Regions from separate parts of the Homo sapiens genome. Here region 2 is linked to region 1. A link is a loop called in an ENCODE intact Hi-C map of the cell type or tissue named here. Cell type or tissue: heart right ventricle. All regions are shown on one strand.

Region 1 (8,000 bases):
CCCATCCGGCTTCACCTCTCACTACTACTGGGGTCTTTCTGCCCTCCCCAGCCACTTAAACAGGAAGAAAGCTCAATGCTTTATTGCTTCATGGGTGGTCTGTGGCAGGCTGGAGGGCTCACTATGCTTGCAAGATGTCTTCATCTTGTTTTCAATAGGCTAAGCTCAGAGGAGAAAACAAGATTGGCAGAGCAATAGAAGAGAACCAGGACTTGGAAGAAGCAGGAGGCAGAGAGGTGCTTGATCCTGATTTTAATAAAAAAGAGAGAGAGATTTCCCAAGACTAGAGAGGAGTGAGGCATGTGGATGACAGAACAATGATATGCCCACCTTCTGCCTTCCAGGGGGTGACACCTCAAAGAAAGAATTGGCAAAAATGGGATCATAAGGACAGTGGTTCCTGGCTTCTCCCAAGATTCTATATTCAAAAAGGAACCTGAACTTGAGAGCAGAGGGTGGGAAGGACAATGGCTCCACCAGCAGTTACTTGGCTGAGCAGATGGTAATGACCAGGGGCCACCATCAGCGCATTGGCTCATCATGTGGGCTCAGAACCTTAAAAAGACCCTGAGGGACTTTATGTCCCAAATAGAGTATGTGAGATGGAATTACAAACTACTGAGAGGCTAATTTATTCACAAATAAAGAAATGTGCTATTTCGCATACACCTGGATTTGTGGAGTGAGAGTCACCTTTGCCATGTCCACTATGTACAAGGCAATGTGTTAATGTTTTCAGTTCACTATCTTATTGAATCTTCCCAGCAGTACTGTAAATTCTGTTCTATAATTATTCTGACTCCATAGATAAGGAAACTGAAGAGCAGAAAAATCAAGTAAGTTTTTATGGGCTCAAACTAAAACATGGGAGAGCATGAAGTTGAACCCAGATAAGCTAATGTCAGATCCCTGTTTCTCAACCACCATGCCATTCTGGTCCTGATGATTTAAAGCCTTTATCCAAATAATGCAGGCAAAATAAGAGGAAATAATAACCAAAATTCATATGTGCACACACACACACACACACGAACACACACAAAACTTCAGTAATTGTACTATCCTCTTTTTTTCTGGAATTTGGTGGGATGTTTCTGTACCTCCTAGGAAATGGCCCAGTCCACCGTTTGTCTTGACCTGGCCTAGAAAGAGGTAACCAGGGAAATGACAACAATAATAATGGCAGACTTGCAGGTAAAAGAAGGTGTAACAATCCCAGCACTTTGGGAGGCCGAGGCGGGAGGATCATGAGATCAGGAGATCGAGACCATCCTGGCTAACACAGTGAAAGACCATCTCTACTAAAACTACAAAAATTAGCCGAGCATTATGGCACGTGCCTGTAGTCCCAGCTACTCAGGAGGCTGAGGCAGGAGAATCACTTGAATCCAGGAGTTGGAGGTTGCAGTGAGCTGAGATTGCACCACTGCACTACAGCCTGGACAACAGAGTGAGACTCCGACTCAGAAAAAAAAAAAAAAAAAAGAAGGTCTAACAAGGAAAACAATGAGAAATGATCATTCATTTCCTCTGCTAATACTTAGGAATAGGTTAATGGCAGTCAGTTGGAATCTCTTTTAGTGAATAAGAAAATAATGGAAAGGAGTAAAGGAAAAGAGTGCAGGATAAAAAAGAATAATGAAGGCCGGGCCTGGTGGCTCACGCCTGTGATCCTAGCAGTTTGGGAGGCCAAGGTGGGTGGATTGCCTGAGCTCAGGAGTTCCAGACCAGCCTGGGCAACACAGTGAAACCCTGTCTCTACTAAAATACAAAAAATTAGCCAGGCATGGTGGTGTGTGCCTGTAGTCCTAGCTACTCGGGAGGCTGAGGCAGGAGAATTGTTGAACCTGGGAGGGGAGGTTGCAGTGAGCTATAATTGCGCCACTGCACTCCAGTCCAGCCTGGATGACAGAGCAAGACTCTGTCTCTAAAACAAAAAAAGAAGAAGAAGAATAATGAGAATAAAGGTAGAGCAGAAAGGGTGAAAAAGAATTGGTGGAGAAGATAAAGCCCAGAGGGTGAACAAAAAGCAAAGGGCAGACTGCAAGGATCGGACTATGCTTCCCAGCCATCTAGCCCTAGGAAATCCTATTAGACAGCAAAAAATGAGATTATTGTATTTTTACTTTGCCACAGTATGCAAATGACTCCATTTAGCTGTTAAACATGTTGTTATTGAATTCTGAGAAATTCCCTTCATAAGATGTAATATTTTTGTGACAATATTGTCAGCAATGCCAGATTGCTTTTCTATTTTGGTTAAGCTTTTATCTGAGTCTAGTATATGTCATCTACTCCCAGATTCCAAATAATTGCTTTTATGCAATTTTTGTGTAAGCAAGAAATAATAACATGCTTAGAAATGTGAGAAATGTGTTAACCTTCCCATTATTTTTCAGGGCCCAGGAGAATTAGAGGGTGGGCCACAATAGGGAATGTAATTATTTCTCATGATGAATTTTTATGTATGTTAATATCCTTGAGAGCCCACATATCTGTTATTAACCACATTCATTTGTTTTGTTCCAGTCTTTGTGTCCCATGTTTTTAGTCCTACTTTTAGAGGCTTTTTGCATAACTGACAAAGACTTTTAAAACCTGTAAACAAAGGATTGTGAAATCACATTTTCTATCTCTGACACATTTATTCTTTCTTGGTGGCATCACTGTAATTCTGACTATAATTTAAAAAGAAACTGGACCCTCAAGACATCTTTGCAATCCCTGACACTATCATGACAATGCTTGTGGTTTCTGTAAATTTTTATTGATTTAGATGACTTTTCTGATAGAGAAAACTTCTCACCCATCCAGGATCAATCAGTGAGAAATAAAGAGGGAAGCAAATATGATAAATGTTTTGCATGATTCATTAGTCACAAAGCACATCTGCCCAGATCAGAACCATTTCACAGTCTGCTATATCTAGCTACTGAGTCCTGGACAATGACTACTGGGTTAGAAACAATAGTGACTTTCTTAAGAATAAGAAAGTCTAGTCATCTAATCAGCAACAACAGTAGTGTGATGGTTAATTTTATGTGTCAACTTGGCTAGCCCTAGTTGGTACCTGGTCAATCATTATCTGGTGGTATCTGGTCAATCATTATCTATGTGTTACTGTGAAGGTATTTTTTAGATGTGATTAACACTAAATCAGTAGACTTTGAGTAAAGCAGTTACCCTCCATAATGTGGATGGACCTAATCCAATCAGTTGAAGGTCTTAATGGAAAAAAGACTCACTTCCCCCCAGGAATTTTGCCAGCCTTTGGACTGGAACTGCAACATCAACTCTTCCCTAGGTCTCCGGCCTTCAGATCTACCCTGAAGATTTTGGACTTGCCGGCCTCCACAATCTCTGTCAATCATTCTCTCTTTCTCTCTTTCTATGAGTGTGTGTGTGTTTATGTGTATTTAAAAATCAAAATAATATAGAAATATGCACACATACATCCTATTGATTCTGCTTCTCTGATGAACTCTGTGATTGCTATAGGTAGGTAGCTAGGACCTACTTCCCAATTATTAACCTTCAATTGGCCAGGCTTTTTCTACCCTAGCTGGCTCATTGCTGGTAGCAAGGTTTAGCCAGACAACCAAAGAGTAGATGGAGAAACCACATTCTAACACCATTTTCCTGATTAACAGAGATTAACAGGTTCTTTACTTTCACATCAATAGAGATGCCTAGGTAAATGAAGATCTCCAAGGAGTCACTTAAGATAACTCTTGTTATAAGTAAGACCACTCTGGAACACCCCACAAGCATCCATTTTAAAGATTTTCAGCAGAACGGATGACCTCAAATCAGACAGAAACATTGAGGCAAATAAGGACCGACAAAGGCCTCTAGATTGATATAAACTAAGTCATTGGAGGATGTATCAGTTAGTTTTTGCTGTGTAACAAACCACCCCAAAATGTAGGAACTTAAGTTTTTTATTATTATTCCCAAGTCTATGGGTTCACTGGGCAGTTTTGCAGTCAGCCATTGGGTTGGCTGGGTGCTCTTGGTCTGAGATTGGTTACCAAATGTCTAGTAGTTGATGCTGGCTGCCCATTGCTCTCCAGGGTGCCTGGGCCACAAGTCTCTCACCATCCAAACACCAAGGGCTTTGTAAAGGTTTTGCTTTCTTTCAGCCAAAGTATTCAATGTTTGCATGCAAGGGAAAAAATATCACCTAAATCCCAAGCACACACATTGTTTTATGCCAGCTGATCTGATGGAGAGGGAGCAAAGGTCTCTTCTGTTTCCTTAGGCCATGGATTTAAAATAAATCAGGCAATACAGAATGCTCCTTTGTACTTGGTAAATTATTTATAATGGCAATTGACTAGAAAATATAGCCACAGACTTGGAAATAATAATTTTAAAAAGAGTTTATGTGACTCTATTAGGGAAATGGTGTGCTAATCCAGGTTTTGTTATCATTTCAGCCTGATGGCAGATTGTCCATGAAATCTTTCTAGATTCATGGAGGGAGAAGCTTTGAGGAAATGAATTCAGGAATCTAACGCAAAGAAAAGAAAGCGGCATAAACTTTCCCCCACCCCAGACCTGACATGAAACCCTAGGCGATCCCTCCTTCTCAAATGTTCATACCATGTGCCCTGAGTTATTTACCTAACAATGGTCATTCTTCTAATAACAGATCCTGGGATTCCTGAAACCATGCTTTCTCTCAGTGCTGTTGTCTCTGGGCACATACGCTGTTGAGATGGCGACATCACACACCCTTGAAATAGCAGTTGCACAAAGCAAACGTTTGCCCCAAGCATGTCAGACTTTTGACAGGCTGCAACATGATAAGTTACCAGACGTGTTCCCACAGGAGCCTGCGTGAATTGATTGCAACCAGACTCACCCGATGACAAGTGACAGACAGCGGATAATGCAGGGAGGTCAGGTGGGCTGCCAGGCCCAGGGCCAATTGCTCCCTGGAGCCCATCAACAAGGGACAGGACTCGGCAGGACCAGGCCGGCAGCCATCCTGGTTGGCTTCCAGCGGGTACAAGGAGAAATTGCAGCTGGCAGAAGCGCAGACTCCTGGTGCCACTCCAACACAGTGAGGGTAGAGGAAGGTGAGAGGAGGGTGTTACTCTTTAAAAGAACTCAGATTGCATATGAAATGCATCTCTTTCTTCTTGCTTTTGATCCCAAAATGAAAAGAGCTTAATCTCCTATCTGAAAAGAAGCTTTTCCTATGCTCTGCTGACACGAACAAACCATCAATCATTGCCTGGATTTCCTGAACCTCTCAGTACAGAGGCTTCCAGGCCAAGAAGGGTTGAGAAAGGCCTCCTTCCAGCTGAGGACAGTGAAGTGTGGTAGGAAGCAGGAGTCTCCCAGAAAGGGCATACCCTGTCTGATCCCTCCCTCTGACAACCTGCTCCACAAAATGATGTGGGGAGAGAGGGGTCATGGCTCAGACTCTGGGAAAACAGTGGCTTAGAAATTGATAAGTATTCAGACTGGACTTGGTTCCGAAACTGATTAAGCCAAACATCCTTTTCCCAGCTCTTCTGACTTCTCACTGCTGTTTCAAAGACCGCTCTTGGCACAGCAATGGGCAATTTCTCTCTTGTAAAACAGACCATAAAAAATGAAAGCACCAGATTTAAGGGGCACACAAACATGCACACACACACACACAAACACACACACATGCACACATATAAATACACACACATGCACGCATAAATACATACACATGCATGCATACAAATACACACAAAACCACAGCTAAAATCCTTTGTAATCCCAACCCAGCTATTTAAGTCATTCAGAACCTGGCTTGGAAAAGAGAGAGAGAGAGAGAGAGAGAGAGAGAGAGAGAGAGAGATGATAAAGTAGAAAGGTCTGAATAGGTTGAGTTACTCAGCATTCTGAATTTCAAAGCAACCTCTTACTTCCCAGGCTCCTGTCAATGTGCTGACACCGTGTATAATTTCAGACCTAAAACAGAGCTCTGTTCTTCTTTATCAGACTTTGGCCCTAAAGGCAATTTTGTCACCTCCCAGTACCATAATAAATTTAATGGGTTGTTGAATTACCTTCATGTGCCTGGGGCTTTGGCAGCATAGCTGTCTATAGCTGTCTTTTTATAACTTTTTATAAGGATAAAGTGCTGACTCTTTGTCCTTAGACAAACTTCAGATTCCATTGTGATTGACTGGTGGAATCAATGAGACATGAGATCAGGGAGTGGTTCTTGGGGTTCTTTTCCCTCTGAGAAAGCCATCTGACAGAAATAATCTTTGAGCCCCTAAAAGGTCAAGTTCCTATCGGACTCCTAATCTGGTCGACCCCTTGGGCTTGGCAGCAGAGTATGTAAGCAATGGCTGTGGCCAAGGTCTGAGCAGAATTGTGTTCCAGGTGGACAGTTCCTCCTTCCCCACCATGGTCTTCTGTCTCCACTTTCCAGTTGGGATGGGAGTAGCTTTAGCTTCTAGATCTGGAAGTTCATGTCGCCACCTTCTCTGGGCCACACCCTACCTGCTGGCTGCCACACCCATGTGCATGTGCCCCCTCCTCCAGCCCCAGAACCCCAACCCTCACCTGTACCCCAAAACCCCATGCTCGTGGAGACCTCAGTTTTAGATGAGTGGGGCTGGCTTAATCAAGCTGTTGGAAAAATCCAAAGAGAAGGACTAGTGAAGTCTTTCTCAGCCAAAGGTTGATTTTGAAGGAATCAATACAATCATCAATATTTTCACAAGGCCACTTTATCCTCCTTTTGGGGATTCCTCCAGAATGATTGTTGTTATTCATCTGTGTAAAAAGCTTTTTTTATTCACAAGTTCTTTGCATTCAACATACACTAAATTCTTTTATTATTCAGAAGGGTCAGGAGATGGAGTCAAATATGCTGCTTTAATGGCTCTCAAACTCTGATGTCTATAAGAATCACCTGGGGAGCTTGACTCTAATTGAGATTGCTGTGCCGTGACCTTAAAAGTTCTTATTCAGAAGGTCTGAAATTGGAATCGAGAATCTGCTGTTTTATAAGCTTGCCAGGAGATTCTGAGGTTGGTGGTCTAAGTAGCATGGCTTTTGTTAATAGTTTACCATTTGCAGCTAGTCTATTTTGACAGAATTATAATGCTTTCAAAATGGTCAAGGAAACCTAATAGAAGTACAGCTGACACATGAATAACACAGGTTTGAATGGCACGGGTCCACTTCTACGTGGGTTTTCTTCTGCCTCTGCTGCCCTTGAAACAGCAAGACAGACCCCTCCTCTTCCACCTCCTCCTCCTCAGCCTACTCAACATGGAGACAATGAGGACAAAGACCTTTATGATGATCCACTTCCACTTAATGAATAGGAAATACATTTTCTCTTCTTTATGATTTTCTTAATAGCATTTTCCTTTTTTGCATCATATAATATATACAACATACAAAATAGGAATAGGAAATACATTTTCCTTCTTTATGATTTTCTTAACCGGATTTTCCTTTTTCACAGTATATAATATATACAACATACAAAATATGTGTTAATTGACTCTTGACTATGTTATCAGTAAGGCTTCCAGTCAACAGAAGGTTATTAGTAGTTAAGTTTTTGGGGAGTAAAAAGTTATATGTAAATTTTTGACTGTGTGAGAAGTTGGCGCCTCTAAGCCCCGCATTGCTCAAGGTTCAACTATATAATTTTAAATGGCTTCGAGTCTGACGATCTGAGAATTCTGTTCTATATGCTTCTTCTGAAAGCTTTAGGATTTCTGCAGTGTGAAGTACCAAGTGATGGTCTCCTGTGGACCTTCGTGTGCCACAGCACCACCACATACGTGATGTTCATATGGAAGACCCTGTGAGCAGCTGGTTGGTGGGAGGCCCTAGTGGCTGGCTCGACACAACCCGGGTCATTGTGCCAATAGCAGAACTCATACCTCATCTTGCATGGCCACTCAGCCACACCTGTCCCAGAGACTCCACCCTTCACCTGCACTTGTCCTTGCAGACAGTCCTTGAGTCACAAAGAAAGCACT
Region 2 (8,000 bases), 110 kb after region 1:
ATTTCTTGGGAGTTCTCAGGATGAGTTAAAAAACAGGAGAGAGGGGAGGACACTGTCTGAAAGCATTTTTTGGGCACAGTTGGGTAGATGCCATCCTACCTCACTTCTGGAGAAGACACTTCTCCGTGCTCACAATTCTTACTGCCCATGTTGCATACGGACCTAAGTCAGCCTTTCGAGAGACTCATGAATTCTGAAAGGGGGGTAGTATCAGGGAACCACTGCCTGCGCACCTGCTCTGGCTTGCGCACCTGCTCAAGCGACATTGATCTTGTGGCTTCCCGTCTGTTTACCCAAAACCTGAAATCACAGTAACCATCTTTACTGAGTCTGAGTTTATTGCTATTATTATAAATGCCAAGGAGCCTCTCAACAGCATTTCCTGGTGGTCAGATATCTGAGGTTTCACAATTACACTTTTCAGAAACCGATGTTTATTACAGGGAAGACTGAGGACATTTGAAAAAAGAGAAAGAAGTATTACACTGAATAACACTGCCTAGTCAAATACTGAATAGTCAAAACCCTGTTTGCAGATGGATGGATACCTTGCCATGCCACCCTTGGCAAAGATTCTTCCTCTGGTGGTTGGTAGTCCTTATCATCTACAACACAAAACCACCGAGGCTACACATGTGGTCTGAAGCAACATGTGCAAGTATTACATTATAACTAAAATACCAGTTTATTTTATTTATTCTAAACTCTCCCACTCTCCCACTTTTTAACTTCAAGGGGCATTCTTTGTGATGTGCGTAGGTCAGAACTATAGGATTTGAAACCACACATAATATTCTCTATTTTCATTTTTGAAATCTAAGAATTCTCATCAGTCCATTCTGATAGGAAGATTTCAGAGTTTTGATCTCCGTTCCATAAAAAACCAAAAAATTATCTTTAAGCCTGTGAGCCTGCCAATGCTTGGGATTGTGCTGAATGAACCCAGGTGTCTACCTGCCAAGGAATAAAAGGAAAATATGACTGCTTTTCAGTGTCACTGGTTATGTGGCCTGTGAACTGTGTGTTCAAAAGCCCACTGTCATTTTTTTTTCTCACCTGGGCCCTTAAATAAATTTTCTTCTGCAATCTACCAATGACAAAAACAAAGGTCCTAAAGGCAAGGCAGAAATGTTTCAGAAATATTCTCAACTGCTGGATCAGGTGATATTTGCATACCTCCAAGTTGAAGACATAAAGATACAGCACATTGCAGTGACTTCACAGGAAATATACATGAATCATGACATGAATTACATCCAAAATGAGCTTGTTAAGTATGAAGATTAAGATCTTAGTCTCAAGAGAAGAAAGATTGAGACAGATTCAAATCTGTAACTTTTAAAAGCTAAAAATACCTGAAAGAGAAGCCTGTGACTATGATAATTACATGTAGAAAAGGTGCAGAGATTAGGTCTTCCAATATTCACTGGGAAGAGATGGGCAGTTACTGGTGCTTTGCCCTGCTACCCTCCCTCCAAATTATAAACAAAATCTGATTGAGTCTCTCCTGGTGAAAGATTCTCTTTTCCCTATGAATGCTCTATGTTTTAAAGTTTAAAAGAAGAGTATCTGTGCTTTCTGAGTTTTCTGCCCAACTCTATCTACACAGCAATTCAAAACCATCTGGAACCAACCTCTGCTCCAAGTTTTGAAGTGAAGCTATATCTCTCTGAGAAACTAAGAGAAACTACTGGGCAACTTCAAATATTCCTCATTTCTCGCTCAAAGACATCTTCTGGGCATTAACACTCACATTTCAGCTTTTTGGGCTGCTCTAGTTTTTGACTGTCAAACTATTCTTAAAGAGTGGTATCTTCTTAGAGAGGGTCTACAGAATGGCCAGAAACCATAGAAAGAAGAGGATTATTAAAACCTGTCTTGAGTAGATCTTAATGGTGCAAAAGTGATACATACTCGGTAGAAATCATAATTCAAATTTTGAATTTTGAACTTTTCCCTGGCTAGTGATAGGCGGTATGACACTCTGTCGCAATGCTGAACTGGCAGTGAGTCACAGCTCCCAGTCAGCCACGCACGAGATTCCATGGGTAAATAACTGATATTGTATAGTGTATTGTGTTGCAAGATGATTTTGCCCAATTAGAGGCTAATGCAAGTGTGCTGAGTACGTTTAAGGTAGGCTAGGAAATGCTATGATGTTCAGTAGGTTAGGTCGCCATATACGTGGTCAACTTACAATATTTTCAACTTATGGTGGGTTTATCTGGACATGGCCCCATCGTAAGTCAAGGAGCATCTATAATCACATAGGCGATTGTGGTAGTCAGAAGGCCAGGGAACTAGAGGCCTCCAAACAATTAGATTCTGGAAGCTTAAACTTTCCATGGACAGGAGGTTGGAAATCAGAAGTCTTTAGGGGAATACACTTCAATACAAATTACCTCCAGTTTTCTGATTTATATTTTGTTAGTTCATCCATCAAGCCTAGAGAACTTTTTCCGAGTAGTTTCTTAAGTGTAGCTATTGGAGGAGATGTATCACCAAATAAGAAGGTTTCTTTAAAGAGAGCAAATGGCAAGGAAAACTCTTAGTGCTTTTTCTAGAGAAGTAAAAATGAAGACAAGTGAGGCAGTTTTCAGCTAGGACAGTGAATGAACAGTATAACTTGACTGTTTCCTAATTGTGCCTTTGAACACATTAAAAAAGGATACAGTTCTCCAGTATATGACTAAACAAACTACGGTACATCTAGATGACGCAATATTATTCAGCTGTAAAAAGAAATGAGCTATCAAACCATGAAAAGACATGGAGGAAGTTGAATGCTTATTACTAAGTAGAAGAGGCCAGTCTGAAAAGGCTGCATACTGCATGATTCCAACTATACGACATTCTAGAAAAGGCAAAACAATGGAAATAGTAAAAAGATTAGTGGTTGCCAGGAGCTAGAGGGGAGGGAGGGATGAACACGCAGAGCACAGAGGATTTTTAGGGCAGTGTAACTACTCTGAATGATACTGTAATGGCGGATACATGTCATCTTACACATTTTAGAAACACACAGAATGTACACCACCAGGAACGAACCCTAATGTAAACCAGGGCCTTTGGGTGATAAGGATCTGTCCACATAGGTTCATCGATTATAACACATGTACCACTGCCACTCTTTGAGGGCAGGGGTTTGTTGACAGTGGGGAAAATGTGTTGAGGAGGTATATGGAAAACCCCTGTATTTTTTGGTGTGAACCTAAAACTGCTCTAAGAAGTCTATTTTTTTTTAAGTGAAGCTAACAAAAAAAAAAAAAAAAAAAAAAAAAAAAGGACATACATCTTTCACCTGGAAACAAAATGAAGGGTAGAATGTAAGACCAACATAACACACGTACCACAGAGAGTTCACAAGCACACTTCAAACACTGTAAATGAAATAACACTTGCAGGAAAATAGAGGTTCATTGGTTTTACAAAAGCTTTTAAGAGGACATTGAAGTTACCTTTTACAAAAAAGAGAAAACAGCTGGAGAAATATTAGGAAAGTGGCCTAGGTCTGGCTGACCTTTCACATGGTTGTCAAGAAGGCGTTTAAAGGTTTCTTCAATTTAGGTAAATGGACTCTTTATAACAGGCAGGTTATTATGTTACTTAAAGAAGTAGATTAAGAATTTTATGAGATAAGGTTCATTTCCAATTATGTTAAACATTGGAAATATTATTAGAACTTTGATTTCATTTAGCCTGGGACTTCTAAGTGTATTATGAAGTTCGAATTGGTTCTAAAGATATTTTCTGTGATGAAATGAAAAAAAACTTGGCAATGAATAGATTTCTGATTAAATTCCCATTTTTTCTGTACAAAAATAACTATGTATAAAGGAAATAAGGCTAACATAAAAAAAAGTGCCCTTAAAAACTGACATTAATGAAGACTTGACACTACATAAAAATCAAAGATTTTTAGGATTTGAAGGAAAATCATCTAGAAATCGTCAGGTTGACCTGTGACTAGTAAGTTGAAATAAGCGGGGACACAAGAGAACACACGTCATCTGCACAGGAACACAAAGCCGCCCACGGGTAAAGCCCAGTCTACAAGCCAGGTCTCCCGAGGCACACGTGCCACCTCCCCATCTCCAGGTACTGAACTGCACGAAGAAACTGAAGGCTAGAAAACCAGATGTCCCTCCTTGCTGTCACCCACTGGAAAACCCACTCCTTACATCAGTCTTTTCTTTTTTTTTTTAAATCAGGCTAAAGACATTTTTTTCCTTTATAGATATGATAGCTGAGATATGATGCAGAAGTCACTATTGGACTTGACAGAAATATCTAACATGAGTTTCTCAATTGCTTTCAAAATAGGTAGTGTTACCTAACTTTTTCAAAATGTCCACTCTGGGGCTTCTATATTTGAAAATTATTTAAAACACCAAATAATATATATTTAATAAAAACAAAAACAAACTCCTAAATCACTCCACCCTCAGAGCTCAATGAGGCAGGAGTTGTGCGATCAGCCCACCCTCGGCGCTGGCCAGGGAGCAGCCAGCCCCTCACTTACTTCTCAGGCTCCCCATGCTGGGTGCGGGGTGGGCCCGCGGAGGCAGCGTGCTGTGGTAGGGTGGGGTGGTGCTGAACAGAATGTCGTTGGGCAGGGCCTGGTCAAGCACGGAACTCCGGGAACTGCCAAAGGAGGACCCCCTCCTGTTGCTGCAGATGCTCTCGTCAGACAGCGTGCGGTAAAGCGACCTCCTTGGAGACAGGTTCCCATAGAACGAAAACTAGGGTTTAAACAAGGTGCGAGGAGGGAACAGACATTAAAAAAACGAATGCACGGGGCTTGTTGGACTAAGTCCAGTGGTTTCACATACTATTGTGATAGCTTCTTTGAGTTTTCTCTGTTAGCTCAAGAATGCCAAACGCAGCATGCAGGGGATCAAGGCAAATACACCAGGGCTTGGGTGCAGTTATTAGATTTTATGTTTTCCTCCTTTGACATTCTATGAAATATTATCATGAATTAGACATGCACAGCTTTATTAACTCTGAAATGTTAAATAAAACCTCCATAACCTTATAGCAGTGATAGTTCCTGGAGTTATATAAGGTTGCCATTTCAGGCAATAGTTATTCAAAGCTCCACATAATACTGGTTTGATTTTAATTTGAAATGACTACATTGTAATATTAGGCAATTTCTCTACCAATCAACTACATGTGAGGTTCAATCTAATCTAAATAATAATAAGACTAATTGTGAACATTGAAGCTTTGCCGGCCACATAAACACATTTCCAAAAATCAGCAGCAGTCCAATAAAGTCTTACTGTCCACTTAAAAGTGTCACTTGTGGCCGGGCACAGTGGCTCATGCCTGGAATCCCAGCACTCTGGGAGGCAGAGGCTGGTGGATCACGAGGTCAGGAGATCAAGACCATTCTGGCTAACATGGTAAAACCCTGTCTCCACTAAAAATACAAAAAATTAGCTGGGCATGGTGATGCACGCCTGTAGTCCCAGCCACTAGGGAGGCTGAGGCAGGAGAATGGCATGAACCTGGGAGGCGGAGCTTGCAGTGAGCCGAGATCGTGCCACTGTACTCCAGCCTGGGCAACAGAGCAAGACTCCGTCTTGGAAAAAAAAAAAGTATCACTTGCCAAAGTCTGTATAATTGTTGAAAATTGAGTTACAATAATGGATCATAACCAGACTTAAATGAACCATTAAAATTATTGTTGTGTTTAATTACAGATAGGGTAAGGAAAATTCTTACTAAGAAATGAGTGGTCAAATACTCAAGAAAAGTTAAATCAAATCTGAATTTTCAACTACTTCCTTTGCATACTGAACCACAATCCTTTTAGGTAAACAATAGTAAAAGCCAGAATGTTCACATCATCAAACAAAGAAATGGCTATTTACATTTATGAATGTAGCAGTAAGTCTAAAAATATTCCTATTGTGTGTGTTCCTTCCATTCTGTCAAGTCTTTCCAACTGATGAAAGGTAACTGGAATGTGTGTGAGTTACAAAGTTAAATTTACATCATGAAAAGAAGGTGATTTGTCTTAGAAGAAAAAACACATGTCAAGAAGTTCAACCCTCCAAAAAGAAAAGCTATTTACACTCTTTGTACAACAGTCTGCCTTTGCACCCAAGCTTATACAGTATCATGTACATGACTTGATGTAAGTTTTTTAAAAAAGACTCATTATGATGGAGTTCTTATGGGATTCCCTCCTCACACACCACCAGCAGGTTCTTCAGAACTTGATTACAGGCATATCAGATTAAAGCAGCTTTGCAGTAGTGTCTAATTAGAGTGTTGTTCTAAAAACACAATTAGGTTAATTGCAGAATTGTTTTACTATAGGGAAGACAGAAGCACAAAGACCTGCAGTTTACCCTGATCATGGTCAGTATGGCAATACCTGATTTCCTTTTTCCTTTTCATATGAACAAGAGGGAGTGCTGGATTAGAAGTGAGAGACAAGGACTCAGTTGCTGACTCTGGCACCAAATATTTATGAAGAGCTCACATTTTACCATCTGGGGCCTCAGTTACTTGCTAAATGGGGTGATTGGGCTAAATCGCCTTTAAGTCCTTTTCAGTACTTTAAATTGTTTAGCAAAGTGGCTTAAGAGATTGCAATAATAATGAAACTGAAGCCAATAAGCAAGCTAACATTATCGAGTACTACATTGTGAATGACAAAGGTATGCCACTGAACTTGGGGTTGGTTTATGAGATTTAAGCATGACCTTCCCTATGATCTCTGCATATCTCTAAATGGCAGTGTGCAAGTTCCAACCCTGTTTAAAATGCCCAGCAGTGTGCTGTCTAACTCCAGTTCAGTTCTGGAACAGGATTACATTTAAGGAGAGACAGCTTGGAGCAGAGGCTAGAGCTCTGGAACAAAAGTCAGGTGGTGTGAATTTTAACAGCTACTGTTCACGATCACTAGTTATGTCCAGGAGCTGTACTAGGCTCTTCAGACATCACTTCTTATCTTCACTGTAACTTCACAATTCAGTTATTATGATCTCCTTTTTTCAGATGAGAGCATTGAGGTCAAGAGGCCAAGTCACTTGCATAAAGTCATGCAGCTACCCATTGCTGGAGCCAGGATTTGAGGCTAGGCCAGCCGGACTTTCAGCTCTATCTGAGGTTTTAAAAACAGCCTTCTTAACCTCTCCCAGGCTCCCTTCACATACTGATACAATCAAAATTGGCAACGGTCAACTATGTGCAGTGAGTTGTTGGTAGGGTCATGAGAGATGAAGCATGTGGGAGTACTCTGGAAACCTCTGAGTTTCTTTAGACTTTTTTTTTTTTTTTTTTTTTAGTGTTTCTGGTAACTTCAAAGCTCCCTAAGTCACTAACCTTTCTTCGCCCCTCCTCCACTAAGGGGCTGTCAGGAAGCATCAATTTCAGAAAATCTTCTTTAGACAGAACATGTTGAGTCTCTGCAACAGCATCTCCCACCACTGTCTGATGCTGAGTTGCTGTGGACATGACATCCATCTCACTATACATCCTGTTGAAAACAATCAGAATGGAAATTAAGCCTATTTGTAAAGTGCCTGTAGTGGTAAGAATTAAAACCTAGGAAGCAGTTTCAACAGCCACAAACGCATACAAACACTTCTTAGGTCTTAAGTCAGTTCACTTTTGCTGCGTTTGCTCCAAATTCCCATGCCATTTCACATTTGTGAAATGAGCTCAACTACAAAGTTAGATGTCTGAATAATTCAGACACAAATCAGATCCCCAAAGCCCAGGATGAAAAAATTACACAGCCAACTTTTAAAATACGGCTGTGTTTTCCCTTTCCTAATCTGTGTCAGAAAACACAGTTTCAATAATTCATCAGAGATGATCATATGTCTTTCGAAGCAACGCTTGTGTGCTCTCGCGGCTGGACAACCAGAGCCCCGATGGCACCCAGGCAACAGAGAGGAAGCCACCCGAGGGAGCCCGGGGTTTACGAGTCATCAATTCACACGTGTGCTAAGCATGTTTTATTATCAGCAATTTCA

What was found. Hi-C counts contacts between places; a loop is a spot of excess contacts. Peaks named below come from ENCODE experiments on the same cell type or tissue, not always from the same donor. Only the 100,000 strongest peaks of a DNase experiment are listed, where the experiment ranks them.
Region 2: it touches region 1 in a loop (2.4-fold over the local background); 6 of 110 quality-filtered maps call a loop at or near these places.

The regions. Positions count from the first base shown.
Region 1 is chr1:232,314,437-232,322,436 of GRCh38, forward strand. No RefSeq gene overlaps it. Among named protein-coding and RNA genes, the nearest start is that of SIPA1L2, 310 kb to the right of the region's middle. In heart right ventricle, no CTCF peak of the experiment used is centred here; a DNase peak (open chromatin) is centred at 4,935; H3K27ac peaks cover 3,004 bases.
Region 2 is chr1:232,421,067-232,429,066 of GRCh38, forward strand. It overlaps SIPA1L2 (signal induced proliferation associated 1 like 2), which reads right to left. Exons shown (of 23, transcript NM_020808.5): 17 at 7,345-7,498; 18 at 4,523-4,742. Among named protein-coding and RNA genes, the nearest start is that of SIPA1L2, 210 kb to the right of the region's middle. In heart right ventricle, no CTCF peak of the experiment used is centred here; no DNase peak of the experiment used is centred here; H3K27ac peaks cover 3,090 bases.